3 separate regions of the Homo sapiens genome follow, and all the other regions are linked to region 1. The links are chromatin loops, found by intact Hi-C in ENCODE. Cell type or tissue: dorsolateral prefrontal cortex. All regions are shown on one strand. Links, peaks and the distances in the headings refer to the core of each region. The heading gives the core; the rest is flanking DNA.

Region 1 (11,188 bases), core at 1,205-9,204:
GTGAGGCCTTCCTTGGATGTCATCCTGACCCCGAAGAGGCCTTCAAAGCTGCTCCAAAGGGTCTTGTTCCTTAGTTGTAGCCCATTTAAGAAGGCCCTAGAGGAGAATAGGGTTGATGTAATGAAAACCCATAGTGAGATGATCTCTTCAGTAACAACAAGAGGCTGGAATTCAGTGAAGAAATTGTATTAATCCAGGCAAATGGTGCCCAAAGCCTGTATTTTGGATGTTTCACTCCTCTAACATGCATCAGGAAAAAACAAAATCCTTATTACCTGCTTAGGACTACTAAATTCCAAATCTTAATCAAAGTTTGCTGACGTTGATATCCCAGCTTAATATATAATTAACCCATTTTTGAAATCTGGATAAAAGGTAAAGTGAATCCTTTTGGACAGACTGGGCTAGCTGTGGAAACTAAACCGAATGATCATAACATCATTTCAAAATATCTAAGGAGTGAAGAAATCAAATCTTTGTTGACTATCAACCCATAGTAGTCACTGTGCTAAGCACTCCAACGTTGCCTAATTAATCCTTATCATCCTCAAAATAAAGTAGTATTATCCACAGATTACAGACTCGGAGGCTTAAAAAGTCAAGTAACTGGACCCAAATCCCACATAAAGTCACTGAGTGATAAGGAGTGGGTCTTATGACAACAAGCCACTGCTTTGCCACAGCACCATGCTGTCTCACATAATTTGGACATGTTTTTTCTTTTAGGGATAGATTATCTCAGAGTTGGGCGAAATCAATATTTCTCACCCATGCAGTCCCCCAACCACCAATTCACTGGGCATACAGGTTATAATGGTTGGGTGGATGTGTGGTTCTTCCTGTTTTTGGTACAATCATGACATATCATTTGGATATCGTTGTGCATATCCAGAAAGTCTTTATGCTCAGGATATGGTAAGAAGCCAAGTTGGCTAAAATTTTTGAAGCATCAAAAAGAAGTTTTTCTCACCAGAGAGGATAAAACTCCAGAAAAGTACTGAGGCTGCTGGTAAAGTATCTTAGACCCCCATCCTGCCCTTCTGAAATCAAGTTCCAATTTTAGGGGTGCTGATGTGTCCATCTGTACTCCTCAAGTTTTTCACCGTAGACCTGGGACTATGATTTACTGCTCACATTTGTCCTGAGGTTGTGTCTCGCGACCCCTATGACCATGTCCTTGAAGACTTTGGAAGAGACTGCACTTCTCTTTCCATGATACATGAACATTTCTTCTACCACCTTTAAAAAACGTAATTGCGAGGGGTTTTCAGTGTAAAGAAGATCTCCTGGAAGTCCCCAACTATTTGAGATTGGTTCCATATAATGAAGATATTGATGCCAGATCACAAGGTGATTGGAACAGAGGCTCTCAATGATTGCTTTTTGATGAGCAAGCAACAAGAAGCTGCTGGATCGTAGCGCACCATCTGGGGGAGCTTGTACATATGAGCTCTCCATGACCATGGCTGCTGGGGACCTCACATGCAGCTCTAGGAGTGTGAGAGTGTCCTGAGGATTCTCTTAGTTTCTTGCTGTTTGAGAGACACTCAGACATTTTCAGGGGTCTCTGACAAAAAGCAACATCATATTTCCACTCAAGACTGAAAGTTACAGTGGAGCAAGTGGAAACCTTGAGGGGGTAGTGCTTTTAATTTTGAAATCTAAAAAGAGCTAAAAGGTTCTTTCTGCTGTGTGTCTGGCCATTCTAAGAGCCATTCTGCCCAAATAATACCAATTTAACGGAGGGTAGGGAGATAGGAAAACTAATAGAAATTGCGCTAAACTAGGATCTTTATAATGATTGCATTTTTCCTAGGTGAGAGGTATTATTCTTTCTATTTTACATATTAAGAAACTGAGGATCTGGAAAATGAGATGTCACAGAGTTGGTAAGGGGTAAAACCACATATTCAAGTCTTGGTGTGACTGCGAAATCCTCCATAACAGTGCTGTTCAATATGATAATTATTAGCCATTATAGCCCTTTTTATTAAAATTAAAATTAAATTTAATAAAATATTCAATTCCTTAGTCAAACTTCAGGTGCTCATTAACTGCACGTGGCTGGTGACTAGTATTGAACAATGTAGATATAGAATATTTCCTCCATCAAAGAAAGCTCTGTTGGACAGTGCTTCTCTATAACCATGCTGAGAACTTTCTTTGGCAGAAGTATTTGTGGAAAATAACAGTAGTGAAACTCTTCTGCTATGTTAGTGAAGAATGGTGGAAGTAAAGGGAAAGATTGATGTACTTGGAAAATCTTTAACAAAGTAGTTTAGTTGTAGACACATAGTATTAACTAAGCCAATGGCAACGATAATAGTAATATCTAATTGTTCACTGCTTCTTATATGGTAGGTACTATTCTAAACTTTGTGCATATGAACTTATTTAATCCTCACAGCAATCCTACAAAGTAGATGCCATATGATCTCCATTTTGTAGATGAGGAAACTGAGGCACAGTGAAGTCAAGCAACTTCCTAAGGTTATCCAGATAAAGGAAAGTAAACCAGGATTGCAACCCAGATAGTCTGGCTTCAGATACTGGATGCATAACCATTATGTCATACAAGAATGTTTTACAGGCGTACATAGGGGAAAGTTTTGAGAGTAAGTTGGTGGTTAGAAATGGAGGTATAAAAAGCAATGCATTGTTTTTTAAAAACGGAATAACCTGAAAACCAAGCAATACTTCCTCTTGCATGCTGTCTGTGTGCATGTGTGCACAGTATGTTAAGTACATATTACATATAATTTTATATATATAAAATACATATTTTAAGTACATATATACACATACATACAAAATTTGTGTTTGTGTGTGTGTGTATGCATAGCAGTTTATGAGACCAAGTCAGATACAGTGTTGTTAATGGGAAGTAAATAAGATAAAAGGAGAGGATATTATAATTGGAAAGCAACAACTATTATATAATTATTGGTAAAATTTATTTTCTCTGCCTGCTTCAACCATAAGTAAAGGAGAAAAATATTGGTTAAGATGAAACCCGAATGAACTAATCTCATTGTTTTTGTAAATTTTCCAGTTTGCAAAGTAGGTTTAAAAGTTTTGCAAATGTTTCAGGAAAATTTTGGAAGAAGGACTTCAGGTTTGACTTGAACGATCAGAATTTAAATTCCTGTTATCTGTGTGTAAGGTGTGCACTTGGAAGTTAAGAATTCTTTTGTATCCACTTATCTAATTTAGCATTCCCAAATGATGTTCATTTGCCCATCCATCTTAGTTTTATCCTCACCGTTATCTTTACAAAGGATGATAATTTTTCACAACAAGTACCACGTGTGTGTTAGGGCCATTGCCATTTCAAGTGTTAAGAGTGGTTCTAGGCTCGGTGTGGCGGCTCACACCTGTAACCCCAGAACTTTGGGAGGCCGAGGCAGGTGGATCATTTGAGGTCAGACGTTTGAGACCAGCCTGGCCAATGTGGTGAAACCCCATTTCTACTAAAAATACAAAAAAAAAAAAAAAAAAATTAGCCAGGAGTGGTGGCACACACTTGTAATCCCGGCTACTGGGGAGGTTGAGGCATAAGAATCGCTTGAACCTGGGAGGTAGAGAGTGCAGTGAGCAGAGATTGCACCACTGCTGTCAGCCTGGGTGAGAGAGCAAGACTCTGGCTCACTAAAAAAAAAAAAAAAAAAAAAAAAGAGTGTGGTTTTATTGATATCATACTTGTTGGGTGGGTTAGTCCTGTGGATATAGCTTTTATTTTAAGTAAATACAGAAGTACTTAGAAAGTGCTAGCACTTATGCTTGTAATTTTTCAATTAGGAACAATAATATGTAAAACTAAATTAAATTTTCATCATTAACAAAGTCCTTTAGTTCTCAAGTGGAAACAATTTAAAACTCAGTTTATTTTGTAACATTTTTGCTGATGAGTAGTTTTTTTTTTAAGTATGGGAAACATGGCTTTTTTTTTTTTTAAATAGAAATACAACTAGTATTTTAAGTTCTGTTTAGTATAACTTTCTAAATTAAGATACTACCCATGAAAACAAAAGTCTCATTACCTTTCTGGTGACATCTAAGCGTCACCTTAACAAATTGGCGTGTGATATCAGACTACGTTACTATGACCATATATGAAAAATTCTCAACTTTGTAATGATTATAATCTTACCTGTCTTCCCTATCACTATGCCCGTTTTAAATACTTATTTTAAACCAAACGAAAAATCTTTATTATAGAGTGTTACAGAATGGAGGATTTTTAAAAGAATTATTCATAAAATTATCCATTTTTTTCTCAAGAAGATAAAGTGCACTGACTATTACGTACAGGAATTGGTGACTTGAATTTTATCTTTTTGAGCTGTAATTTCAATGTTGGAAACAACTTTAGAGATCATCTAACCCTTCCCTCTTAGAAGCTTTAGTAGACCGACCCCAACACTGCACACAGCTAAGACTTGAGCCTGGATTTTCTCTCTAGGAGTCATTAACCAACCAAAGCTCACCATTTTTTGTTCACTTTTTGATCAGATCTTGGACACATCAAATCTTGATTTAATAAACATTTAAACCACTTGAGAAATGGATTGCTGTTTTGCTTTGCTTAGCTGCTGCAATCAAATATGTACTGAGTCTCCTGTGCACATGATCCATGCAGCACTGTGCTGAGTCTATGAAACCACAGAACTGGAAGGGACCTTGGAGATTATCTAGTTCAATTGCCTTGGCTTTCAGATGGAGAAAATGAGAAGTGAACGGGTGTCACAGGGCCACACAGCTAGCCATCATCAGATCTGTGCCCCTATTCCAGATGGCCTGACCTCGAGTCTGGTCCTCCTATTACTATGCTATTTCCAGTGCAGTGTACAGTTCCGAGGGTATAGTCAGGTGTTCAAACAAGGATCCAAACATTGCTGAGGCCTATTGACTTTTGTTCCTGTTGCCTTATGGGTGGTTGGGACATTGACAAAGCATAAATATTTGCCAAAGAATCATGAATAAGCTCAGCTGGGAATCAACTTTGATATGCAAATGACAGAGGTGGTTATAAACATGAAAAAAAGTTTTTTTTTAAATTAAAAAAAAATAAGTGGTAAAGCACATGGGGTCAGGCAAGCCATTTAAGAAAATGGCCTTCTCCATGGCATCTCATTGCTCTGGGAATATTGCAGTGGAATGGGAGCTTTGATAATCTCTGTGAAGAATAATGGCAAGGGGAAAGAAGGCTGCTTGTCGACAGTAACCTACAGACAAATGAAAACCCGGGCTGTGTCCTGAGAGTTTTAGGTAATCCAGGCTCATAATTTGATTTGAGAAGAGCTACTCCAGGCTACTGTGTAATTATAGAAGCATTCACTCGGCTGGCTCCTGTTCGCCTCATCACGTTCTACTTCATTGCCCTTTATACTAAAGCCCCTGTTGATGAGAGGGCGGAAACAGTAAGTACAAATAAAGCAATTAGCAGGTGGGGAATGCTACCACTGTTTAAGGATAACATACAATCTTTATTGGTACTTATTAAGTAGAAGTCTAGAGCTTAGAGACAAAGGGAAATATCACAAGCCACAAAAATGAAAAGGAGTGTGGGAACAAAAAGAGAATGGGGAAAAATTATACCAACATTATCTACTTCATATTTCACAAATCTTATCCCAGATGCTGGTTTAAAAAATACTATTAAACCTCCAGTTTATTTATATTATAGTGAGTTACGTTCTCAACTAAAATTCACCTTGTAGTTTTCTTCCTTCTTCGGACCTACTCTTTTATGATGTGAATTAACTTGAAAAACATTTTAAACAGTTACTGTGTTCCATTGAGTTTTGAATCTGGGTTGTAGTTAAATCCGCCAGCAGAGGGAGTTAGGATAATTAACAAATCTTGGCAGGTCCTGACATTTAGAACGTAGATTCATAGGCACTGTTGGCAGCACTGAAAATGCCCACTGTAGATAAGGAATATAATGGGCAAAAGGAGGAAAGCAAGAGGATTTCAAGTGTTGTTGAAATCCCAGCACAGGATATTGAAGATGGACAAGAAAATAGGGCACAGGCTTTCTACCTCCATTTGCAGAGTAATCCACGCACTCTGATTCTTGGTTTACTTATCTGAAAGCAGGGATAATATAACTCTGTTCATCCAGAATGCTATAATTCTCATATATTGGCAGATAGCATTGCTCTTCATGCTCTAGCCTTATTTCTTCTGCCTGAGCACCAAGGTAGAGTATAAATAATTGCTGTGCTTCTCAGAGCAGCCACAAGAAGATGTCGCTTGTATCTGATTTGGGCCTAGTGCCTTTGTCCTTGCACGCCTTATTAATTAAAGCTCTGCTGTCAACTTCAGCTACCTAAACAGGATACAGTCTCCAATTTGAATAGATTTCCAAGCAGTCAACTTGAAAGAAAGGTATGGGAATTTGCAGAAAAATCAATATGTTTTTCCTTTGCCTTAGTAGCAGGAGGGTACTTTGGGCAGAGACGTGTACAGATACCTAGAAAGATAAAGTTTTACACTGGCAGTAGAAATTAATATTGCAAAATTAAATCTTTATCTTCACCCTAAAAAACTTAGCTTCTTTTAGGGAAAACTTCTGGTTCTCACTTCAGGTTTTACTCATTCCTTCTCTTTTTCATCCTCTATCACCTAGCAGCCACTTGAGGCAGACCCAGAGTGTCAAAAGTAAAATCTCTTGGACAATAATACTGAGAAAAATGTTTATTTCACCTTTGACCGAAATCACAGCACCTTCATGGGACATTATCTCAGTCAGATCAAATGTCTAAAGATGATTGTGACCAGGCCTTCCCAAGTATCATTCAAGGGAGGTGACTTATGTGGGCAAAGCAGGGAAGAACAGCTTCCAGAAGTATGCAAAATGCTTAGCACTTAGTGTTAACATCTTTGGTACCTTTTGATAGTGCTAGTAAATATATAAATATGCACATCACGAATTTTCTTTTGGAAAGTGTACATTATGTATTTAAAACAGATTTTATTTGAGGATCACCAATATGCTCATGAATTTTTATGATCCCAGTCCTATATGTCCAAAAACATTGAAATTCTCAAATGACAAATACTAAGCCATAATTTCATAAATATACAGAATTTTCATTTGTAGTCTCTCTCATTTCCATCATCATCCTCTTCATAATTGCCACTATCCACTGAATTTGTTTTAGTGCTTCATAGTTTTAAAGGTGTTTCATAGCCATGAACTTACTTAATTCTTAACAATCTGTGAATTTGACAGGTGATACAGTATGATTTTGCAAATAAAGAAACAGACACAGAGAAGCTCTGTGACCTACTTGGGGATGGCTCTGTCTGGGATAGTATTTAAGTGTCTAGGTCAGTTCGAATCGGGTCTCCATCTATTATCAAATGCAAGAAACTGGAAATAGTTTCAGTAACTATTCAGCTCTTGTGTATTATTAGTACTGAGTAAAAAAACAGAACAAAATATTCACACATACTCTTGTGCCTGGGAATCTTGGTAATTTAGAAATGTGGCAAGTGGTAGAACAGGATACAGAGAGTATAATTCACCTTTCTACCCCTCCCTTTCTCACCTCTGCGTCTTTCCTTTTGTGTCAGATTAAAAAATAAAGTAATGGGCAAACCTAGATGGTCGTGGTTGAGCAGAGAGACTTGTGATTGTAACTGCTTAAACCTGTGAACAAGACTTCAAAAATAATCCCTATAGATGCCTCTCTTCTCTAAGATCTCACCCCACTCTGGGGCACAAGAACTTGGTTGTACTTTTGGAAAGGCTGTCAAGAATTTTTCTGCTTTGGCAAACCCAGAGGTGCACCATTTCTGCTGTAGAGTTCATCTCCTCCAATGTAGACTCCTAGTAAATTATTTTTCATTACATATTGATACGTAGTTCGCCTTTGATCATTGCAATTTATATTTGATGACAAGGAACCTTTCCAAGAACATACTCATTGACAGTTTGAAGGGCTGAACAAATGTCTTTATTTTTATTTATTTATTTTTGAGATGGAGTCTTACTCTGTAGCTCAGGCTGGAGTGCAATGGCGTAATCTCGGCTCACTCCAACCTCCGCCTCCCGGGTTCAAGCGATTCTCATGCCTCAACTTCTGGAGTAGCTGGGACTACAGGTGCATGCCAGCATGCCTGGCTAATTTTTGTATTTTTATTTGTTTATTTTGAGGCAGAGTCTCACTCTGTCACCCAGGCTGGAGTGCAATGGCGAGATCTCAGCTCCCTGCAACCTCTGCCTCCTGGTTTCAAGCTATTCTCCTGCGTCAGCCTCTTGAGTAGCTGGGATTACAGGCGCGTGCCACCACGACTGGCTAATTTTTGTGCTTTTAGTAGAGACAGGGTTCCTCCATGTTGGCCAGGCTGGTCTCGAACTCCTGGCCTCAGGTAATCTGCCTGCCTCAGCCTTCCAAAGTGCTGGGATTACAGGCATTAGCCACCGCTCCTGGCCAAATGTCTTTATCTTTAAAACAAGCATTTCAGTCTACAGTATTTGTAAAGGACTGGGATTTGTTCTAATTAGATTTGTTCTCATGGAGGACAGCATTGTTTTTATTGGCTTGTGAATGTGACCGGAGATACTTGCAATCTACCTCATACATAGGTTCTGTAGTTCACAATGTCCCACCTGGATGACTTTTAGGCTTTGTTGTCCTCATGGTAGCCTGCCACCTCTTTGGGCCTGGCCTGTAGGAAGCCTAAGTGAATCATCTCCTCACAGAATCAAGAGTAGACCATAAATGATGATGAATGCTTCCAGGTTGCCTGGAGCCACTGCACCTGATGCCATTTGAAACTCCCGCAGGAAATACTGGTCATCTTATTCCAAGTGTCCTTGAAGCCAGTGGCAAATTCCTCTTGTTCACTCAAAAAGCATGCTTCCTGTTGTTTTTGGGTGGTCTTCCAAATACCGAGACCTGAGAATGTTTAACAGAGAAAATAAAGAGCATATTTTAAATTCTCAAGTAAAATACTCTCTGATTGGTAGAACTTGGTTTTGATAGCATAGTGTGGAAATAGCATGGCTGTTTATTTACTATGAGCATTTTGTGACAAACAGGCCTGATTCAGGGTATGATAGCACTACCCTTCACTCTCTGAAGCAGCCAATTTCTACCATCTGTTTAGGCCGGTTTCTGACTAAGCAAGTTGTTCCTTTTAGATCCTGTCTTCAAGGCAGTTTCTGATGGTAGACAGAGGACACATTTTTCTCTGCTCGTCCATATGTCAGTACAATCATTGGCTGCTCAGACACTCCAGGTTGGAGGTCTATATAAGTTACGCTCACCAGCCTTTCTGAACCAGATGCCAAGGACACACCCCAACTGGCTTGTAAAAGCAGTACATCTAATCACATAAAGCCTCTATAATGTGGTTTTTTAAATTAAGTGACCCACAGGATATTAATCTAGTGGTAACAACTCCCAAGGGATGTAGCACTGGCAAACACTTCAAGAGCTGCTAGTACTAGTATTAAATGTGATGTTCATTTTGTCTAAACATATGGAAATAAAAATAAGCCATGGGAGAACGTCAGTGCTGCACATGCTATATTGTTCATAAACCTGTCATAAATAAGTGTCTCTTAAAAAGAAACCAATTAATAAATGTGCATTGAATTGCAAGGCTTAAATATTCTATAATATGGGGTTTCTCCTCCCCGCACCCTCCACCAGCATTCCTATCCCTGCCAGGGCCCCCCCACCCCACCTCCTTGTTACTTAAGCTGTTATAACATTTTCCACTTTGTGGCCCATCTCGGTTTTGTTGTTGTTGATTGAGTTATTTGGTTGGCTCAGAGGCTTGAAAAAATAAAGAAAAAAAAATCTGTAAGCTATAAAATGCAGCTTGTTTCTTCCTTTGTCTGTGTGTTAGAGTCTGGCTTGGCACTAGAACCCCACCCCAAACCTCCCACCGAGAGTATGTCATATTTCTATATGCTCACGCATGTTCGGCTCTACCTCTTTTGAAATGATGCCCAAAGCCCAGCAATGTTTACATAAGTAAAAGGGAGTTTCACTTTTATGCTTTAATTTCTACATAGAGCAGAGAGTTTTCCTAGCCATACCTTATACTTTGTTCATAGGTGAACTTTTATTTTTCGAATGTGATGGTTTTATCCAGCTTTGACAACAGATTTCTTTAGGAGATTACACACCTGGAATTAACTTTTTCTGCCAAGAATTACAGTGCACCTGGAAGTACTAAATCATTTTTATCTATGTTTTAGAAGCTTTGTGTAGTGAAATTGCGTATCTCAATCTTGACTTGTCTCTTGAGGAGAAGCTTAAGGACTGGAGTCGGGTAGATATGTATATGCTGGTGCTATGGAGTAAATACATCCAGGGTGTGTTTACTTTTCACCAGCCAAATACTCACTACCTGAACACCATCTCCCTGAGTACCTCGCTTCTTAAATGACTCCGCTTACTGCATAACATATGGAAATGTGAGTATGCACTTTCAGCAGATTGTTTGCTATGTTTACACCAGTTCTAACACTAATCCCCATTAATGTTTCATATAGTCCCCAACAGGTTTCAGAAGATATCAGACACCATATCTACTGTGTGTGTGTTTGGCATGATACACACTTAAACAAGGGGAGTGATAAAGAAGGATTTTTAGAGATTTCTTTCCTAAAGATATTTGCTAACTAGATTAAATATTTTGAGAATGGGAAATACTTCCTATGCGTATGAATGACAGCAAAATATAACATCCTTTAATTTAAAAAATATACAGGGAGTTCATTATAAATAGCCATACCATTCCATTTGGAGACATATTACATTTTCTGTTGGACAAAGTCTTGTGAGGTACAACTGTAAGACTATCTTCAAGGGATTTAGGATTACAAGTCAGAAAAGTTATTACAAACTCATGCCTACACATTAGAAAGATAATATTGTGTGAGTATTAGAAATTACTTACATGATTTCTTGGGAGTGGGGAGGGAAGTGTTATAGGAAATTTAGATGAAAAAAGTCTTCAATCTTTAAGTTTTGCTATCAGCATTACAGCTCCTGTTTTTGTCATGAAACCAGGATATGCTCTCATTTTCCTGACATGAAGTAGTATTTCTAGAACAACAAACGCCTTTCATCCCTAGGCATCCTGAAGTTTGCCAAACTGGTTCTGCTTACTTGTCGAACAAGGATAATTTCTTCTCTTGGTTGTCTCTGATATAGTGTCA
Region 2 (11,188 bases), core at 1,814-9,813, 130 kb after region 1:
AGTCATTTCTTGTTCTACTGCTACTGTTGTTAATTGCTGTGTTCCTACTGTGTGCCAGACACTGTTCCAGGTATTTTTTACTATATGTGTTAGTATAATTAATTGCCACACAGCACTATTTTTGTTTTACAATTAACAGAAGTAGAGAATACATCTACAGTTTCAGCTCTAAGGCTGGGATTCAAACCCAAGTGTGCCTGACTCCAAATTCAGTGTTCTTTACACGTACCAGGCCACTACTAAAGGATCTATGCATATGATTGCTGTTTCGTATGTGTATATTTAATATGGATAATCATAAAAAGTTTAATTTTAGGCTTGTCTTTTCAAGCTGTCTTTCCTATGGTTTGAAGACATGGTGGTCATCAGATGTCATTCAGTGGGATTCATTCACTAATCTTACAAATATGCTGTTTGATTATAGTTAGTCACAAATCCCTCCAGACAACTGTTTCTTCCAGAGCCTGTTCAAGGCCTCAGCAGTGGTGGACAGCCTGAGTATGGCCAGTTTGCTAGCTGACATAGGAGGAGGAATCGGAAAACCACACAGTCATCCTGTGACTCCTTATTTGCAAATGTAAGGACACACTCTTGGACCCTCTATGAATAATGCCAAACAAAGGTTTTTAAAAAGCAAATGAACAATCAATAAAAACAAAACAAAAATAGGTATCATATTGAAAATAACAGAGGCTTAGTCTTGACTCCCACCATGCCCCAGCCTCCTATACACATGCACACACACAAACACACACACACACTCCAAGACACTTTTATTGAGCTTGTCTTTATTACTGATATTTTTCCACCTCGCTGCAGTGATAAAGTAGAAGCTTGCCCATAGGTAAGATGTTTTCAAAAATAACAACTATGAACACAACAGGTTTTCAGAGAAAGGGAGAAAAATTGTATTTATTATTCATGATTTTATCTGTCCATATATAATCTCTCTCTCTCTTCCCCGTTTCCTCTTCTACCCTCAGTTCTCCCAAATTAGATGAGTTTAACAATCCAGTAGCATAGTTTGGCTCTTTATGATACCAAGGTGTTTACTCGAGTTAGTTGGAGACGCTTTATTTCAATGCATATTTCAAACAACATTTCTCACAGAGTGTGTCAACACAAATAGGTGTAATACTTTGAATGTTCCTTCGTAGTCATTACCACATACTAAAACTTTGCCTGGTGAGTTCAAGCAAAACTACAGTAAGTTATTTTAGGTTAATATCACTGAATGAAAATGAAAGCTAGTGTTCCATTTTTTCTCTTTGATGCAGTTGTGTGAGATATTAATGTTTGCACAGTGATGTCTCTTTTCCTGTCACTATCTTCAGACACATTATTGTAAAACAAAAACAGCCTATTGATGAGTATTTAAAGTGAGTGGTGTTATCAGATACTTCTTCAATTAAATCTATATTTTTAAAGACATTTTTTCGGTGTTTGGGCCTTCTTGGCAGGGTTCCCTTCCATCATGCTATTACTTGTTTCTACTGCTAAAGGATTGCTTTGTGTGTCCACTGAGCCAATATACTTACAAAGGCAATAGATAACCCTTCTCTTCTTTTGTTTAATAAATGAAAAGTTCAAAACTTTTAGCTTCCAAAGAACCAAAAGGGCCAATACAGTATTTGATAGGCATAGAGTTAAACTTATCTAAGAAAAGAACAGTACAGTGGAGAGTATTTTATCATGTGTAATCATCATCAGGAGGAGAGGCTGGAAAAGTAGCAACTGTGAATGGCAGATCCTGAAGGTTTTGATAAGGCTTTATTTTATGGATTGGAGAACCAAATAGGGTTTTTACTCTATAGAGTGACATTAAATTTGAGGAGGTTAACACATGTGACGGTTATGGCAAATGGATTAGAAACAACATAGAAAGTGGTCTCAAAGTGTTTCCTAGACCAGAACCCACAGGTTAAAAATGTGAATTCTCAGACTCCTACACAGACCTCCTAAATCAGACCCTGGGGGAGTAGTCTATAGTCAATGTGTTCACAATCACTCTGGGTGATTCTGTTGCACACTAAATTTTGAGAATCACTAGACTGGAAGAAGGAAGACTTGACTTGAAGAAGAAACAATTCACAAACTGTCTAAATTACTCAGCATCTAGCACATAGTAGGTACTCAATACCTACTTTCTGAATAAATCAATAAAGCCAAAGGTGACAAATGCCTAAACTAGCAAAGGAAAGGTATGAGAACCAAGAAAGATTTTAGTTCCATTTGCAATTCAGTCAAGAGTAGAATTAGCTTTTAAATGAATGTGATTTTATAAATAATTTATAAAATTTTCTTTTATTTGACAATTTTCTTCCTTTCCTTGTAGTTGCTCATTCCAAACTCAAAATAAATAAAGTAGGAACTTTTGGTAGCTTGTACCTGCTTCTACAGAGGTCCTGGGTACATCTCTTCCACCTGAAAGAAATCACTTGGTTAAGTAATCAACAAGGTGGCATCAGTGTGGCAGGGAATGGTGGCTTAAGTTCTAAGACTATCAGAAAATATGATACTGGGAACTACACAGAGTCCAGGATGGAGACAGATTCTGAGTGGTTAGAGACAGATTCTGAGTGGTTGAAAACAGGAGGAGGGGTCAGGTATTCCTGAAGTTGCATTGGCATTGTTTCTTGAAGAAATTCTAACCTTGCAGCAGAAAGACCAGATATTCAATCATTAATGTCTTTGATTGCTAAAGGTAAATGTTCACTGAGAAAAAGGAAGATGTATCAGTGAGAGAGAGGAACCCCAAAATCTATTCTCTACCAGTCAGTATGCTGGAACTTTACAAACATATCTTATTTAGTCCTCATCACCTCACCACGTGATGTTAATATATCTGTCCTATAAGGTGGGGCCAGAGACAAAAGTTTGTCCAAGGTTAAAGAGCCACAAAGTGGTCACACTGGACTACAAACTCACACAGTCTGACTCCAAAGCCTGCATTTTATCTGTCGATATTCAATAAAATGCATGTGGTTATAGTTTCAGTAACTGTTCTGAAATATTTTATAAAGTATATATAATATTTAAAATAAATATTGAGGATATAGTTGTATGTAGCAAATAAATTGATAGTTTAAATAAAATATTTTAGACTTGAATGTAGGAGTTTCGAACAGAAAGACAATCTCCTGCTATACTGCATGTTGTCTGGGAAAACTGGAAATAAACTGCTGCATTTTGGTCCTCAGTAACTTTAGAGGGAATATAACTTTCCGTCCATCCTGTTTCTTTTTGTGTTTTCTTTATCAAATGTTTTAAAATATATTTGTATGTATTTCAATAGAAACTGTTTTTTCTTTTTGTCAGTGGGATAAAATCAATACATTCCTCTTTTTCCCCCTTATATTTGATGTGTATTTATCTTAAGCTCTGAAATGGCCTAAGTTACACAAGAGACATCCAATTATACTTCCTTAAAGGATGAGGTCTTACAGTGCTCGCATTTCCCCTTCCTCCTACATAGATGTTACTTGTGGGATCACTTGGCAACTCAGTCAAAGCAGTCTTGGATGCAAGAGCTTGATTTGAGCTGGTCTTTGATTGGCTTAGGATCTTAAAAATTGCATTTGTTTTCATTTCCAGTGCAAAAGGGTATCATAATATTTACCTTTTTTTGGGAGTGGTGGTGGTGGCAAGGAATGACTGAATTGGTTAATTAAGTCAAATCATTATGACAACTCATTTTAACTCCTTAAAGGAAAGATATGACATAAGTTAAATACACATTCTACGTATTTTATTCTACAAATGTGCCTTGTAGTGCTAAAAATTTAGAAGTCTTCTGTGTAAAATGGGGTGAAGACTAAGAAATTTTAGAAATGTTTAAATAATACCATAATTACTGTTTTACCCTTTTTAATGTTTTAATCCTCATTCCTCACTTTTAACAACAAATTCCTATGAGAACAGCTTGAATAGTGCTTGATGCCTTAGAAGACACTCAGTTTATTTGGGTTCGTACACGAAAAAAAGCGGGTAAGTATAGAGCAGTGCTCAAACATAAGAAGGTATACCTGCTTTTGTTTCCTCAAATCCTAGGAATTTATGCAACGAAGGAGTAAAAGTAGGGCTGGAATTCAGCCAATACACACTGGTACAGCTCTGTATTAAAATATTGAAATTCATCTCTACGAGTTAATAAATAACCACTACTCTCAGTGCCCCCTGCCCCAACACACTGTCCCAGCCTCCTTGATGTCAATGCTGGGGCTCCTTTAATCTCCTTCATCCAGCAAGGAGCTTCCAGGACCCTGCCATGATGTCTGTTCTACTTGGTTGTGCCCATGACTTATTGGTGTTAAACATTTTGAATATATCCCTCTGTGCCCATAGAGAAAACTTGGAAGATCAATTATACTAGTTATATTGAAACTCTTGATAAATTAATTTTGTCATTGATATATATATAATTTCTTAATTATATATATACATATAATATAATTTAATTAATTTCTTAATTTCTGCTATTGGCCCTTCTATTATTGCTTTAGGAACTTCACACTAATGCGAGATGAGAGAGAGAGAAACAGCCATTTGGAAACAGGTTTGAGGGCCCACAGGCCCACATTGGACATGAGTTTGGCCATATTCAGTTTTATTGAACATCTTGAAGCATTTAAAACAATACAATGTCCTGTGGAACCCAGATACATACAGCCAGGTGTTTTTCTCTTAATATTTAAACCCATTTTATGGAAGATTTAATCCATATGTTAAATCTTTGACTTCAAAAGGCATTCCTTGAAAGGCTAATAGAAATGATGAAAAACGGGTCTAAAGATTATGTTCAAAGATGTCATTTATGGATTGGGGATAAAGGTCTGAGGAGAGAGAGAGAAACTTGGGGGAGTTTCATGAAGTCATTTAAGTATGTGAAATGTTCTAGAGCACAAGGGAACTCTTGACATTTCATAATCATAGAATCTTTTTTCATTTCCAAAGAGCATGTTTTTGAGACAGTGCATAATATAGCTATTTGTTCTCTTAGACACATCTCAGGGAAGAAAAAGAAGTTAGGAAAATGAGCCCATTGTTTTTCAAAATTAGTGACAAACTTCAAAATAATTCCAAACAAACCTCAAATAAAACATTTTCCCCCTACTGTGAATCCCATTTAAACTGTTTGGGTCAGTCTGTTTTAATGAGTCACATTCACGCTGACACATCCACACACTTCAGACAAAGACGACTGTACCTCTAAACCCATTTAAAAATGATAGATGACTGTCAGCTTTGTGAAAGCAGCACATGCAGTGGCTTGATAGCGCAGAATGAAAGCAATCTACAAGTGCAAGTCTGTTTCTTTTGGCAACGGAAGGAGTTGCTAATGGATTCATCATTTTCTGTTAAGCATGAATGTCAAACAAAAAAACATTTAGGGCTCTATTCAACTGAATTTCCGGCTCGACGCTTGCCAGCCATGGAAGCCCTGTGACTTGGAACCTGCGCAGCCCAAGCCTGATTCTTGTTTCCAGAGTTCCGTGGGGCCAGTGCCACGGAACTTGGAATTCTGCCGAGGGCTCCTCCTCCTCTCTTCACCTCCCCCTCTCCCCTTTTCTCTCCAATCGCATGAAGCCGCCAGTCGTGCTTCCTAAGTGAATGCCGTCTATGGAGCAGAGCTGGTTGCCAACTCTTACACCAGCTGACTCCACCTCGGGATCACATAGGAAGTCCACCAACACCACTCAAGAAGGGATGGCAGAGTGAGGACTTCTTGTATCCAGAGATTCTGGGGCCTTTATGCCTTGGAATTCATTGCGGTCGAGTGGGCATCACACACTTCCTATTTTGGCGTCGTAAATATGCAACATGTCCCGGACTCTTTCTACAAACAAAAAATAAACACAAAAATAATAACAGTTAAAGTGCCTGGGCTGCAGAAATGCGACGTTAGCCTCTGAATGGACCTTGAGAAGAACTGGGGGGAAAATTCTGGCCTTAGAACACAGCTCTTTTTATATCCTTAACCACAGAAGAGCTCCCTCTGTCTGGGAGAATGGCTTCTTCAGTTGAGCACACAGTGGACAGCTGTAGGAGTGTGCTGAGCCCAAACACATCAGTAACGTCCGCCCTGGCAGGAGAGAGGTTACAGACCCCAGGCCCTCACGTGCCAGGCCAGTGCCAGCCCTGCCAACAGCTGTGTGGTCTTGGACAAGTCTCTCCACCCCTCAGTGCCTCAGTTTTATCACTTGGTTGTTTTTGAGGATTAAATGAGATCACGTGAAATCAGGAGGGTAAACTATAAATCACTACACAAGTGTATATTGTTATTAACTGAACTGTTTTAATTAATAAAATAAATTAATAATAAATACTAAGAGCTAATGTAGGATGGCCTAAGGGAGTTTAGAACAGAGAAGCGAAGAGATAGATTCCTGGCAACTCCATTTTTTGTTCTGTGACCTCGAGAAAAATCAGTGCACCCTTTAAACTGGAATGGAAATACTTATTCCAATAAGTCATATTTTGACTATACAGTGCCATGGATTTGTACATTATTCAGTCTTTGGAAGACCTAGACAGCTCTCACTTCTCCAGATGTCAACCCTAATGTCAATCATTCCACCGCTCTAGCTTTACTATTCTGCATTTCCCAGCAAATGGGACTCCCCTCGCCCAGTTAAAATCCAAACATATGAAAGGATAGGAATTCATGCTTAACTTAGCAATTAGCATTTAGCAGGGTATGGCTGGATTAAGACCCAAGGTTGATGCTAGTGGGCTAGGGGAGGAAACAAGATACCAGGAGATAGGAAAGAAAGCTCTAAAATCAACTTCACTTTTTTTTTCAGGCATGCCTTGTTCCTCTCCTGTCTTTAATGTTCAATGATATTGTGAAGATAATTGCAACAAGTTGTGAAATGTTGCCAGTACCTTTATAAATTACAGGACTATAAGTGATTTCATGTGACATTGATATTGATGATTACTTCAGCCTGAAGGATAAAGGCAGAACTTGTATAGGGACGAATTAATGGTCTTACCTGAAGATATTTTAATCTAAAATTGTAAATGTTACCTCCTTCAGGAAACCTTCCCTGATCCTCTAGATAGAGTCAATCACAGTATATATTTCAAAATATGTATTTCTCATATCATTTGTTTGTTTGTATGTCTTTTTTTTTTTTTTTTACTTTTATCTTAAGTTCAGGGGTACATGTGGTACATGTGCAGGTTATATAGATAAACTTGTGTCATGGGGGTTTGTTGTACAGATTATTTCATCACCCAGTTATTGAGCCTTGTACCCATTCATTATTTTTCCTGATCCTTTCCCTCCTTCCACCCTCCACCTACTGGTGGGCCCCAGTGTGTGTTGTACCCCTCTATGTGTCCATGTGTTCTCATCATTTAGCTCCCACTTATAAGTGAGAACATGTGGTATTTGGTTTTCCGTTCTTGTGTTCGTTTGCTAAGGATAATGGCCTCCAGCTCCACTCATGTTCCTGCATAGGACATGATCTCATTCTTTTTTATGACTGTGTACTATTCCATGGTGTATATATACCACATTTTCTTTATCCAATCTATCATTGATGGGCATTTAGGTTGAGTCCATATCTTTGCTATTATGAATAGTGCTGCAACAAACATATATGTGCTTACAATACATACATATTAAGTGTGAGTTTGACTCTTTTAACTCTATATTCAATACCTTTTTAAACTCTATATTCACGTAGTAGTTAGCACATTGTAGGAACTCAGAAAATATTTGTTGAATTTAATAGAAAAAATATCTGAAGGACAAAGTAGATCAGGCAATCATTCTCCTAGTGTATCCAAGACTTGGTCTACTTAGCAATCAAAGCTAAAGATGATTTTCAGCAGAATATTAAACTCCATAAAGGATTAGTTGCCCTAAGGTTTTTTAAAATGCTGCCACTTAGATGATACTTTAATAGAATTAAATGGTATTTTGCTGAAGCATTTAGCTAAATTTTATATGCCCATACCTCTTAGAAATATAACCAAACCCACCCAGGAATTATCTATACATACATGATAATATATTGGTAAAGCTACATGCCAAATGTCACTTTAACTTGCAGAAATGATCAGATTCTTATTCCACAGGGCTGGTTTCAATGAGGAATTTTCAGAATGATGAAACCAGATTTAGCTGGTAGCAATTATTGGTACATTTCAGATGAGCTCAGCATGAAGAATAAGACTGAAGAAAGATTAAGTCTCAAATACTAAAGGAGAGAAAAAAAATGAAAAGAGAGACCAAAAGGGTTTGAAAAGCAGGAAAGGACCAGTTATCTGCAGGATGCTGGTATTCTTATGTGAGATGGTGTGACCCAGTCTGGGTTGGAATGTTATCTCTATGTGATCTGCAGAATTTCTCTCTTGACTGTAGCAACTGCAGAAGAGTGAATTAAAGTCTTAAGGAGAAAAATCAATAAAGAAAAAAAAAGATAAAAGCAATATGGCTGGAGAGCATTTCAAAAACCATATAAAAGTCTCTTAAATGGCCATGGAGGACTAACCAGTATTTATAAGGGTTTAACAGGAATACCAATAAGAATAGATTTGTTGGTCTCCTTAGAGGAACAAAAAGGCTTCTGGATGGTTTATGGCATTTAGCTGGTCTTTGTTTCACTGTAGTGTGTGACATACAGAATCATAGATTGCATAAAGGACTGCCTGTAATGACAAGAAATTCACTGGAGAGATATTATGAGAGAGCTGGGATTAGAGTAGCCCTTACTGCTTGCTCGGTGCTGTGAAAGAAGCACAGTACCCCAAGCACCTTTCCTCTGACTACCTCTTCTGTATTCCCAAACCGGGAATTTCTCTGAACTATATGCCAGAAACAGAAAACATACTCATTTAATCCCAATAATAACAATACTTCCTCTACTATATCTTTTTTTTTTTTTTTGAGATGGAGTCTCACTCTGTCGCCCAGGCTGGAGTGTGTGGCGTGATCTCGGCTCACTGTAAGCTCCACCTCCCGGGTTCATGCCATTCTCCTGCCTCAGCCTCCCGAGTAGCTGGGACTACAGGTGCCCACCACCATGCCTGGCTGATTTTTGTATTTTTAGTAGAGACGGGGTTTCACCATATTGGCCAGGCTGGTCTCGAACTCCTGGCCTTGTGATCTGCCCACTTCGGTCTTCCAAAGTGCTGGGATTACAGGCTTGAGCCACTGTGCCCAGCCTATTATATCTTTTAAAGATCTGTAAAATGTTTTTTTTCTTCAATTATAAAAAGTGTAACTCATTCCAAACCTTCTCTCAGCCAACCATCTTCTTAAATAGTGAAAAGATGAAGGAAGAGGGAAAGAGTTATAGAAATGGAAGTGACAGAAATCTTGGAAGAAAAGGGTAGAGCGTATTCCTACAAGTTAAGGAAAGGCAGGTCAAATAAAATCTAGAGCTTGGGGAGCTATATTTCAAAATGTCCAAAAAGACATAAATCTGATTCCTCCTCTCTCCTGCCCTGGTCTGAATGCAAATGTGGAGAGCATTTGATACTGCATCCATCTAGTCATTTGTTGGTCCATTTATTCATTTCAGTATATTCTTTCTTGAGTTCCCATTATGTCACAGGTACTCTTCCTATCGAGAAGCTTTCAAAACTGAAATTCTGGCAATGTAGCCATAAATATTCTTAATTAGGAAGAAAAAAAAGTGGTTTTTTTTTATAAAAGCCTGGAGTGAAACTTTACAGAATCTGGACTTTAAAATGTGTACACATACAGTGGAAAAGCACCTGTGCATGGAACTATGAATAAGTGACTAAAGAGCTAAAGCCTGGATGTGAAGGGAGGAACATTGAGAAAAAAACCCAGGCTGATAGGTTAAATAAAAATTTACATTTGGCTCTATCTGATTTCAAAGGAAGTGCTTTCGGTCCTAATGCCAGGTTTGCTTAAGTAAGCCCCTGTATCTAAATATGTCCTATTAGGAATGGTGGGATAATACAGATTTTATGGGTCACATTTTTGCCTTTTTTTTTTTTCTGTCCTATGCCTCCAGTCCCTCCCTTTCCCCCTACACACACACACTCTGTCCCTCACCTGTAGGCTGCTCCTAGTCCAAACATTCAGTGATTCTGAAATAGGCCATTCTTGTAGCCAGTCTAGTTCTACCTGTGTCTTGATGATGATCTCTTGACATCTGCCTTTTGCTCTGAGTGAAATCCCAGTGCTGACAACCTGTCCCACAGTATTTTTTTTTTTTTTGAGACGGAGTCTCGCTCTGTCGCCCAGGCTGGAGTGCAGTGGCACGATCTTGGCTCACTACAAGCTCCGCCTCCCGGGTTCACACCATTCTCCTGCCTCAGCCTCCCAAGTAGCTGGGACTACAGGCGCCCACCACCACACCCAGCTAATTTTGTTTTTGTATTTTTAGTAGAGACGGGGTTTCACCATGTTAGCCAGGATGGTCTCGATCTCTTGACGTTGTGATCCTCCTGCCTCGGCCTCCCTGTCCCACAGTTTTTACACAATGAGAGTCAGCATTGCTTTGGCCAATTCAAACTCCAACTATAATAATCTATTCTTTCTACACTGACCACTAAAGGCTGAGCCCTTCCTGTAGTCATACTGCCTTTAATTTTTCCCATCACCAACAAGGCTATCATTCTCTTTTTACAAAGGAGAAAACAGAGCTTAGTGGAGCTAAGGAACTTACCCAAAACCACGTAGCCAAAAGGGATAGAATTCAAACCCAGCTTTCTACATTCCCTCTCCTTCATGCTGCTTCCCCCAAATTCTCCATCTGAGCTGTACTTGTGGGGGCAGACTTCTGAGTGTCACTTCCAGGCTCTCTGCACCGATAGAGGCTTCACCTTATTATTGTTGGACCCCATGCTCCAGCTTGCAAAGACTGTCATCTTTCAGGTGCTGTCAAGAACTTTGAGTACAATGTGTTTCCTATGGCCTGGGCTGCCTCTCAAGACCTGCCCTCAGTACCTGCCCTCTCCAATGAGTGGGTCTAAATCTATTCCTGGTCTCCCACAGTTTGCCTCATTCCACGGGACAGCACAGATATGCCTACCCAGGTTTTGGGATATGATCCTCTTTTCTTGAAATCCCCTTAGAAACTAAGATTTTCTTTTTGAGTCATTTGAAAAGAATCATGGTTTACTTCAAATGGCCAAGAGCTTGGCGTTCCAAGTCAAGGATGTACTTTGTTTCTGATACTGTTATGAACCTAATTCTGAG
Region 3 (11,188 bases), core at 1,312-9,311, 1.3 Mb after region 1:
AAATGAAGGTGGAAAGAGGAGCATGAGAGGGGAAGGCCCAGGAAGAGGGAGAGTGTTCTGAAGTTCAGGACTGAGACAAAACTGGCTGAGGATTGAGGGTTGGGATGAAGTATGACAAGTGGCAGGGGACAGGATGAGTTCAGGAGAAGGCACAACAGAGGTGGCCCTGGGTGACCCTTAGCAGAAAAAGATTAGATGGTCTGAGTTGGGAAGAAAGCTAATCATGGAAGTTCTTCTCAACTTGACACTTACCCTCTGCTCCCTTCTGAAAAGATTATTTCATTGATTATATTTTGACTTTGTAGAAGAAAATGTCATTATTATATTCTCAAATTTGGATCCCTGAAGGCTTTGGGATATAGTAATTTGTATGTTCATTTATTCATTTAATAAACTGTTATTGAACTCTGACTTTAATTTGGGTGCTGTACTTAGAGCCAAGTGGAAACCTCTCACATTAGAGACTTGCTTTTTGTTTTCACAGACAAGGTGAGGAAAAGAGTACCCAAGGAAGAAGGGAAGGGTTTCTTTCCTGTCTTCCTTCTCAATCCAATCATTATTTTATAACATGAGACTGTTTCATAGCTTAAGCTCATCCCCCACAATGGGAAAGAATATTTGTCCTGGAATGCCCAGTCCTTAACATAGCATCTGGAATTTAGCTGGTATTTAATATATTTTAGGCCAATGATGGATGGAAGGATGAAGGATGGATGGGTCCACTACAGCACAGGGCTCTCTGAATGGTTACCCAGATGTTTCCAATACCGATCTTTCCTAATTTTTTCTTTAGGAAAAGAATTTATGCTTAAAGCCAGTTCTGGGAAAGTCAAAAGCTGTTTTAATTTTTTTTTTTTTTTTAGTATGAAGGAAGATATATGGTTGAAGGAAACGAACGAATAAATGGGATATCCTCTCAGGCATTTTCCTCCGAGGAGTCATGCTTACTGAGATTCACATTAAAATCTTGCAGCAAATGTCTCTACAAACTCCGTACTGCTTTTTCTTCCTTACCAGTATCTCCTCTACTAATTTTAATACTATGTAAATATGCTGCTGATCTAACCTCAGCTATCTACCTGCAACTCACAACTACTTTCAGCCTCACACATATGCTCATCTAGTTTTCGTTTTAAGTCATTCTAAAGATCAAATGTCTTTACACTCCTGGAAATGATATTGTGTTGTGTGTGTGTGTGTCTGTGTCTGTGTGTACCTATATATATGTTTGTGTGTAAATTATCATAAATATTTGCCTGGCCACATAGACCACTGCAAGTACCTGGAGATCTGGGAAAACTCATTCTCTTTTTAAATGAACACTGTGCATCTATCTTTTTGGGGGCTTGTGTCTGTCTTTTTCCAGGATGCAGTGACACCAAGCTGAGAACTGACATCAACCAGAGGAAGGGGTTGGAGAGGCAGAATTGAGGTTGGAGCAGCCCAGTAGAGGTTCAGGAAGGTCACTGAAGCTGAGGATGATGAAAGGAGGGTCATAGCAGCCACATCCAGGAGGCCATTTAGGAAAACTTTAAGCAGGCAAGTGATGAGACTTGATTTACTTCTTTACAAGATCATTTTGTGTGCTGTGTGGAAAGGTAATTGGAGGGCACACAAAGCAGAGGAAAGAGACATACATACGTAACTTAGGGCAAAGTTGAAAGAAATTTAAATTCAGTATTACCATTAAACCTCAGCCATTATTAGTCCACTTTAACTTCAGTTTTCCATTTTATTCTGAAGTTAAGGCCTTAAACACGTCACACCTTGGGTTCCAGCATCAAATAACCACAGGCTCCAGCACACCCACATCTTTCTGTTGTGTTTACCCAAGGGTTTCAAGGCTTCAGGGAAGTCTTAACATCTGTAGCCTTTAAAAACCTCCTAATATCAGAGAGCAAGCATGTTTGTTACCTTAACTCTTCTATTGAGCTTGAGCTCATTGTATCCACTTATTTTCAAAGGGTAACTACTCTTACAGAGTTATTGCTTCATGCTTTTTGTTCTCCAGCACACAGGCTGTGGCTATACTATACCCATTCCTGACCACCACCCTGCAAGTCCCAGGTGGTAGGAATCCCCCACTCAGCCCAGCACACCACCTTCTCTTGGTCCAAGTGGCTTCCACATTCGCCCAGCCCTCAGTATCTCTTCAGTGGCTGCAAGAGCCTCTTGACTTGTCTAATACACTCTAGGAGAGGCAGTTGCATAACTGTTCTATTCAAATATTGTTAGAAACACGATTTTGGACTAAAATCACTTTCTGCAGTGGCTTCTCCTTTGTCAAGTAAGAGTGCCATGTTTTACTATTGTGAATCACAAGAAACTTAAATGTCTTTTTTCTTTCAATGTCAATCTATAGCAGAAAAGCATATTTTTAAAAGATACAAAATCACATGAATTAAGTTAAGCATATTTAGAAAGAAAGAATACAATGTTACTTACTCTTTCTGTTACTGAGATTATGATTTCTCTCTAAATATATTCTCTATTTTCCCAGTATTCTTCAACGAGCACGTTACCTTTGACACCATAAATCATTATCTTTTGAAAAGTTTGATATTTTACATAAACTTGTAAATTCATTTAAATGATTTTACTATAACTCATATATATGATTTAACTTGTGTGGGTGTGTGTGCGTGCATGTGTACATGCATGCTTGAACGTAACTTTATTCCTACCAGAAGCACTAACTCCTAACCCTGGTGTAGGAGTACTGGGTTCAGGTTGCACCTACAGGCAGCAAGTCCCACCCTCCAGTGCCTGGGACCCAGGAGAAGAGAGGCCATGAGGTTTTTGAAGGAAATAACGTGGGAAAACAAGAAGGTGGACAAGAAAACAGGTTCCTGAAAAACAGGTTCCTGAAAACAAGAAGGTGGACAGGAAAACAAGTTCCTGGTCATGATAGGACACAAAAGCATGCAATTAAGTGAGAATTAATGAACTAATAGGAAAATGAGAAAATAAAATCCAAATATCCAGTGATTCCTTAACACAGACTCCTAGTTTTAAGACAGATTCTTAGTTTCCCTTATAATGTTAAAGATGAATTTGTCAGAGTCCCTGTCCTCATTTCAAAAACAAAACGAAACAAGCAAACAAATTGGCTTTCTAATATGTGCCATGCATTGTGTAAAGAGCTCTATGAGCATAAAGAAAGACATGACTGTAAAGCACTTAGAACATTGCTTAGTGCCTAACAACCACTGACTCATTGCTGCTGCTATTTTTACATTAGCCACCATTTTAGAGATGAGAAAACTGAGGTTCAGGAAAGTGACACAGCAAAGATTTTAATCCAAGACTCTCTGACTTTAAATCCACTGTAAACTCTTAACTTCATTGCAATTACTAAAGTTACAGTCCAAATGCCTTTCCAAAGGGCCTCAAATGGAAATATTCTAACATGGTGCAAACTGAACTGTGAGTAGTTCTTTGAAGTTCTTTCATTATATTTACTACACTTTCTTAAAATGCAATAGGCTGTGAGATTTACAATGCTCAGAGTTTCTAGTTATTGTCTTTTCCCAGAAGAGCCTTTGATTTTGTTAAGAATCTTACCTTAAATCTATAGATATAATAAGTGAAATCAGGGAAATGCCATCAGGAATTGCAGGCATTATTCTGAACACAGCCGGTACCATACAGGGCTATAGCTGAAACACCTTGGACAGGATGAGGCTGGTTCTAACCTAAAGCATACAGAATACAGGAAAAGTGCCTTGGTTTCTTTTGTGTAACTTCCCAAGGATAGTTTGTTATTCTCCTAAATAATGTATCATATTTGCTGTGGGAGTATACTGGTTAAGAACAAAGCCTTTTGGATTTGGAAAGACCCAAATCCAGGCCTCTTCTCTGTCCTTCCTGGCTGCAGTATCCCATGCAAGTTGTTCTCTTTGAATCTATTCCTGTGTGAGTATAAAACGAATGATAGTACCTACATCATAGGAAAGGAGAGCAAGAAGAAAATGAATTGAGAGAAACGCGTATAAAGTACTTAGCATAGTCCAGATATAGAGTTGGGGCTCAGTAAACGCTGACATTATTAAAAGGAAAACATGTTTTTGGATTCTAAAAAACGCGCCTATTTTAGGCGATGTGTTCTAGGGGAAAGAAGTGAGTCAGGAGATGTGGATCCTATTTTGGGATTCAGAACTGTAGTCACAGGAACCAGCAATTTCCCTGAGAGTTTGTGAGTTGATTATAAAATGGAGAAAGTAATATTTTTGCTTACCTGCTTGGATGCATGGAATACAACTTTCTTCTCCTAAGAATCAAGTGTATAAAACATTTTTTCAGTCATGTGGGTCTTTGTATTGGGCATGAGATGAGAAGGGTATTTTAAACCAGTTTCTCTTGTATACGTTTTTTTAAAAATCTGTCTGCACATGTCAAATCGTCAGCAGCCAAGTCTAGCCTGTAGATGCAGACCGAACACTTCTTTAGGAGCTCTGAACAATATGCCAAGATGCTTACGGATACCAGGAAACAGGAAGACTTTGAAATCAGCAAAATAACTCCTGGAAAATTCTCCTGCTAGTACCTTATCATTCTGCTTCCCTATCTCTGTGCTGTGCATATTAAAAAGAAGGGGGCAAAGAGAAATAATGGATTCTCTGGATTTCCTTGAGATAATATGTTCAGAAATGGTTTCTCTGGGAACTAATGAGACATCCTTTGCAGGCTGAATAATATGAATTCAATTCTAACCCAACCATTGAAGTATAATTTCAAGGTAACCAGTAACATTATTACGTCCTTCCTTCCTTTCATATACCCATCCCAGACTAATGATAACTGTTTTTGCCGAATACTTTTAAAGCTTTTCCTTCCTGATGAAACTTTAGAGTTTTTTCGTTAACAAAGTTTATATAGCAACCATAAAAATCAGAAATTACTAATTAAGACTATTAGGAAAAATCCGCCAGAGGCTTCAGAATTAAAATATATCTTAATTAGATAGGCATTTCAAGATTCTAGGATTCTCTTCTATAAATGGTAAAAGTTCTACCCCCAAACTGGGTGGAACTTCATAGTGCATACTACTGCTTCTGTTCATTCAACTGGGTAGTGTTACTGCATTGTGAATGCATCAATAGGAACAGAAAATTATGCTAGGAGACTAATATTAACAACAATGACAACACCAGAAACAAAATCATAATTGAGAAGTCTGAATATAAATCTTTTTCTCAAGGAACCATTGGCCGCAAGCTGTAGAAACGATGTATTTGTCATTTTATATTTGCCTACAGTGACACCTGCTGGAAAACACTGTTGAAGCTTTAAAATAAAAATAAATTTAAAATTTAAAATAAAAGCCAAGCTTTGAAAATATCAGCCATATATTACTATTATTTTTGCCTAAAAATGCATTGCCTAAACTTCAATTTAATTTCTGATTCTTCTTTTGAATTTTCTTCTCTGTGCAAACTGAGAAACTAAGATTCAATTCCATTTGATGAAATAATTGTTTAACTGGTATGAGAGAATTGGAGTTAACTTTTATATGATGCAAACTATTTTTAAATGGAAGAATTTATAAACAGTTTGGTGGCATTATTTTGCTTCTTTCTGAAATGTTGCTTTAAAATTTGCATATCAACTGCAGTGTGATGATAAGTATTTTTCAAAATCTTACTTAAGAATAAATATCAAGATACTTAATACTGGTGAAAATATTTAATAGCTAGCACTTTCCTAAGCAGCATTAATGCACAGAGCCATTTTGTGTTTGAGGTTTTTATGTTGTCCTTTAGCATGCACTGGATGCCAGCTACACTATGCGTTAAGCAACCAATGTGGATCTTATGCAAATTCCCTTTGATTTCAGCAGAGACTTTGCATACTAAGAGTTCCCATCTCCCAGTGACACAGAAAAGGATTTGTGTACCTATGTCCCATTACCATTAATAACATTCACCAATAAAATTCTAGCCCATTGAGAAGGTGCAAACATTTACATGGAAGTGAGTCTTTCACAAAGCTGATTTTACCCCAAGATTTGGTATCTACAAGGGACTTGTCATCTACAAGGGACTTGTCATCTACAAGGGACATATTTGCAAAGAAGTATCTTGAGATCTTCATATTCTTGAGTTCAGTCACTTCAGACTTTTCACAATCATTTCAGTATGGTTTGTGTGCTGTTGGTGACACTTTTTCCCACTTAAATTTTTTTTCCTAAATGTAAAAACTGTCCTCAAAGTCACAGTTTCTTTATAAAGCAAATACATAGGGTTTCTTTCCACTTCATTTGTAGCTATGCCTCCATTTCTCTAAAAATTCCTTCTAGCATTAGGTAGAGACTTGATGCTTCAGAACAAAGGGACTCATGTCTTTATACCTGCTACATAGCTGGTTTTCCATCTTTTACCATTTCACCATATCTGTTCTTCTGGGAGGAAGCTGTCTTTTCTTAAAAGTCAAAATTCATAAGGGAATAAATGTTCTCTATCTTAAGTTAACCTCCATATTAATCCATTTTCTCATTCCTTCAGCTCTAAAGACTGTGTCTTTATTAACCAGTAAAGCTGCCAATGATTTGTAGAGATGATACTCCACATACCCTTCTTATATATGAGGAAACTTTGGCCAATAGAGGTAGACTAAGGTCAGTTACATGAGAAGCACTTCCTGAATTAATAAAGTGATGCCAGTTCCATAACTTCTGTAGCTGAGCAAAATCAGTAACTTTTTTTCATCTCTGTCCATTGCATCCTGAAGTGGTACTATGGTTCAAATGTCTGTGTTCCCCCAAAATTCATATGTTGAAATCTAATCCCTAGTGCGATGGTATTAGGCAGTAGGGCCTTTTTTCGAGGTGATTAGGTCGTGAGGGCAGAGCCCTCATGAATGGGATTCGTGTCATTATAAAATAAGCCAGAGGAAACTTGTTTGCCTCTTCTACCATGTAAGGACATGGCAAGAAAGCACCAACTATGAACAAGGAAATAGGCCCTTACCTGATACTGAATCTACTGGCAACTTGATCTTGCTCTGTCGCCCAGGCCTGAGGGCAGTGGCACCATCTCAGCTCACTGTAACCTCTGCTTCCTGGGTTCAAGTGATCCTCCCACCTCAGCCTCCAGAGTAGCTGGAATTACAGGAGTGTGCCACATACCTGTCTATTGATCTTGGACTTCTAAGCGTCCAAAACTGAGAAATAAATTTATTTGTTTATAAGCCACCCAGTTTATAGTACTTTGTTATAGCAGAATGAATAAAGTAAGACAAGTGGGTAAAATGAACTTTTAAAAAAAGAGATGGTTAAATATATATATTTTGCTTAGCACCAGTTAAAATTTTTTAAAATAAAAAGATAATTTTTTTAGGTCTCCACATAAATTTTATCCACACACCTTCAAAATAGTTAAGAATATCTCCAAATTTCTTTCTCAGTTCCTGGGATTGAATTTTCCAGGCAGTAAAGCAGATTTCTCTAATCTTTAATCTCCACTCCCAATTAATCCCACATTGCAGGATAAAGGAAGCAGAAGTAAGATACAGAAAACAGTACCCCTCACTCCTGAGAATCCTAAGAGATATTCAGAGAGACCCTGGGTTTCTCACCATACAGAGAAGAAAGTTCAGAAAACTCTGCTTAATGGTTTAAGTAAACTCAATTAAGCTGAAGCTCTTGAGCATACAAGTGTTGCACTTGCTATACAGATGTATGTTTATATTTGTTTTTATTTTATATGTATTTGCTTTTATAAATTGTAGGTAAAATACCAACAACATATCAATTTGATATTAAATTTATCAGCACATTAAAAATCACACAAATCATTAGAAAACTACATTAATGAAAGTATTCAATTTTTCTCCATGCTTTAAAGAGTTAATCCTCAAACGGCATCTGCACAAATTGGAGGTGGGTGGTTTCTGGATCTTTTATCTAAGAATATTTTAATCTTGGGTTCTCATTGTTATGACAGTTCAAATTAAAATCACGTAAGTGTATTCTGAATAACACTTTAGAACTGAGAACTATCATGTCATTTCAGTGACTATGTTTTTTTCAAGTAATTCTACTTCCAATGGTATAGTCCCACTGAAAAAAAAAGAACTGAAGTAGGTTTAATGTGTGGATGATGAAATTTTATCACATGAAGGACAAGTCACACAATCATGTACTACATCCAGGCTTTTCCAATAGTTTCAGTAGAGAAAAGTAGTGGAAAATTTGAGTAATTTCACAATGGCATGGGTATCTGTCAGTCTTTATCTGTCTTGTAGGCCTTTCTTTTGGGATTTTTGGTAGGGCTGAAAATTAAGAGAGCTACCTTTCTTCCCAGTAAGTTGGGCAAATGACCCAAGCTGGCTAATAAGAGGATTCAGTGATTGGTTCAAAGGAGGACATATGATCCAACCAAGCCAATCAGTGTCATTTTTGGTCAGGGCTTATGGATTTGGGAGGGAACAAGGGGGGTTTATATTTCTGGGATGACCTTGACCTGTAAAGATGCTATTGTCTTGGAGCTACCCATGGGACATCTTTGCTAATAGTTGGATAAAGAGAGAGAGAAAGTCCGTCTGAGAATAAAGCTGTATGGATAAAACCAGGGGCAGAGGTAGAGAATTCAAATGAAATAATTGTAACCCCTGAGTTCATTCATTTCTTAATTTATGGTTTCACCTTCCCAATTATGTGTTTGTGATCCAAAACAGTACAAAAAGGTGTTGTTGTTGTTGTTGTTGTTGTTTTCTTGCTGAGCTAGTTCTTCTGTTCCTGTAACTCAAAGGATCTTGACCAATACACCTGGCACATAATATTGCGCATATGCATACTCAATGTTTAAAAAAATGTGTTACAAGAATCAATACCATATTCACATTCTAAGTGGCCATTTCATTTCAGAAAAATAACATCATTTATTATATTAATGTTGTTAACACAAATTGTATTGGGATTCTAGTTTATTTATAGTTAATCTGTATATTTGCTTTAGTTGTATACTTTCATAAAAACTATAAGCATAAAGAACTTATATATAATTTTATGTTTTCTCATATGTAAGTAATATAATAATTAAAATCACTTAAGTCAACACTGGGAGTCCACAATAATTGTCCCCATTTGAGAGGGTCTGTCCTAAATCAGAAGCTGGAGAACATTCTCTACCACAAGTGCAGGAAAGAAACAAGCAATACTGATGAAAATGCAAAATGGTACAGTTCCACATGGAGGGAATTTTCCTGTACCTTTGACCTTTGGCATCTATCCCAAACCTACTTTTTGGAATATACCCCAAAGATAAACAAGAAAAATATGAAGTGATTGTGCACAAAGGTATTTATTGTAGCACTATGTATAATAGCAAAAGATTGGAAAGAACTCAAATGTCCATGAATGGGAACTGGCTGAAGAAACTATGATATCATCATAGTGGAGTGCTATGCAACTGTAAAAAGGAATGAGCAAGATCTCTGCATACTAATAAGGAGTAATCTCCAAGATGTATTGTCAAGTTAAAAACAACAACTGGCCAGGCGTGGAGGCTCACGCCTGTAATCCCAGCACTTTGGGAGCCCAAGGCGGGCAGATCACCTGAGGTCAGGAGTTCAAGACCAGCCTGGCCAACCTGGTGAAACCCCCGTCTCTACTAAAAATACAAAAATTAGTTGGGCGTGGTAGCAGATGCCTGTAACCCCAGCTACTCGGGAAGCTGAGGCAGGAGAATCGCTTGAGACTGGGAGGCAGAGGTTGCAGTGAGCCGAGATCATGCCAATTACACCCAATCTGGGCACAAGAGCAAAACTCCGTCTCAAAAAAGACAAAAACAAAAACAAAAACAAAAAAAAAACACCAATAATAACTACAAGGTATAGAGGATTTTTTTTTGCAAGAAAAGTGAAGAGGAATATTAATGTAAATATACAATTCTGCTTAGATTTTCAAGAAGAAATAATGAAAGAATAAATCAAAACTAATAGAAACTTGTTTCTATGAGGGAAAAATAGAAAAAAAGTTTGGAGGGGGCAGGGATGAAAATTTTTGAGTTAATGTAGTTTTGAATTTTTTTTTTTTTTTTTTTTTTTTTTTTTTTTTTTTTTGAGATAGAGTCTTGCTCTGTTACCCAGGCTGGAGTACAGTGGTGCGATCTCGGCTCACTGCAAGCTCCGCCTTCTGAGTTCACGCCACTCTCCTGCCTCAGCCTCCTGAGTAGCTGGGACTACAGGCACCCACCACCACACCCAGCTAACTTTTTGTATTTTTAGTAGAGATGGGGTTCCACCGTGTTAGCCAGGATGGTCTCGATCTCCTGACCTCATGATTTACCCACGTCGGCCTCCCAAAGTGCTGGGATTACAGGAGTGAACCACTGCACCCAGCCATAGTTTTGAATTTTATATAAATAAATGGTTTTGAATTTGGAACCACACAAATGGCCATCTTTTGCCTAATTATAAAAAAACAAAAAGGAAAAGCATCTCTTAAATATTAAAATAAATGGAAATAATAATAAGGCGTCTATACCTTACTCAACTTTGAGAAATACTCTTGATCCATTAAATCTTGTTCATGTAAACTAAGTTAACATCTAGCAATTGTAGTGAAGACCCACACAGAAATTATTCCCCAATGCATTGTATTGTTACTGTCTTTCAATTTTCTTAAGCAAATTTGTTTCTTATTTCTGAATCCATCGTTAGATTTCTATAATTGTTTCATCCACTATATTTGTTAGAATTACCTGATTATCTTCAGAATAAAAGCATGGGATTTGAAATCAGAAACAACTTGGTTTAAGCCCCAGATCCATCATCCTCATTAGCCATAAAACCTCGGGAAATAGAATTAACCTCTCTGAGCTTAAGTTTTGTGTCTTCCTTCATTTTTGTGCTGCTATAACAGAATACTGAGACAGAGTAATTTATAAAGAACAGAGGTTTATTTCTTATAGTTCAGGAGGCTGGGAAGTTCAAGATCGAGGAGCTCACATGTGCAAGGGACTCTGTGCTGCATCATCCCATGGAGAAGGTGGGAAAGTAAGAGAGCACACGAGAGAGGGAGAAGAAGGGAGCTGAACTCATCCTTTGTATCAGGAGCTCACTCCGTCTATAACTAACCCATTCCAGTGATAATGGCATTGAATCATTCATGAGGACAGAGCCCTCATGACCTGATCACCTCCTAAAAGTTCCACCTCTCAACACTTGCATTGAGGATTAAGTTCCT

Evidence for each region. A loop is a pair of places that touch in the nucleus more often than their neighbours do. Peaks named below come from ENCODE experiments on the same cell type or tissue, not always from the same donor. Only the 100,000 strongest peaks of a DNase experiment are listed, where the experiment ranks them.
Region 2: a loop joins it to region 1, with 3 times the contacts of the local background. A loop is called at or near these places in 6 of 110 quality-filtered maps.
Region 3: a loop joins it to region 1, with 2.9 times the contacts of the local background. A loop is called at or near these places in 2 of 110 quality-filtered maps.

What each region holds. Positions count from the first base shown.
Region 1 is chr3:182,485,447-182,496,634 of GRCh38, reverse strand. LINC01994 (long intergenic non-protein coding RNA 1994) reads left to right here and starts at 10,273. Exons shown (of 4, transcript NR_040105.1): 1 at 10,273-10,441. In dorsolateral prefrontal cortex, for the core only: a CTCF peak has its summit at 5,846 (motif pointing right); no DNase peak of the experiment used is centred there; H3K27ac peaks cover 526 bases.
Region 2 is chr3:182,359,354-182,370,541 of GRCh38, reverse strand. No RefSeq gene overlaps it. Among named protein-coding and RNA genes, the nearest start is that of LINC01994, 120 kb to the left of the region's middle. In dorsolateral prefrontal cortex, for the core only: CTCF peaks have their summits at 5,777 and 5,980; DNase peaks (open chromatin) are centred at 5,551 and 6,071; H3K4me3 peaks cover 1,677 bases; H3K27ac peaks cover 1,766 bases.
Region 3 is chr3:181,204,485-181,215,672 of GRCh38, reverse strand. The region is part of intron 3 of SOX2-OT (SOX2 overlapping transcript); the gene reads right to left. Among named protein-coding and RNA genes, the nearest start is that of SOX2-OT, 150 kb to the right of the region's middle. In dorsolateral prefrontal cortex, for the core only: CTCF peaks have their summits at 5,053 and 5,258 (motif pointing left); no DNase peak of the experiment used is centred there; H3K4me3 peaks cover 324 bases.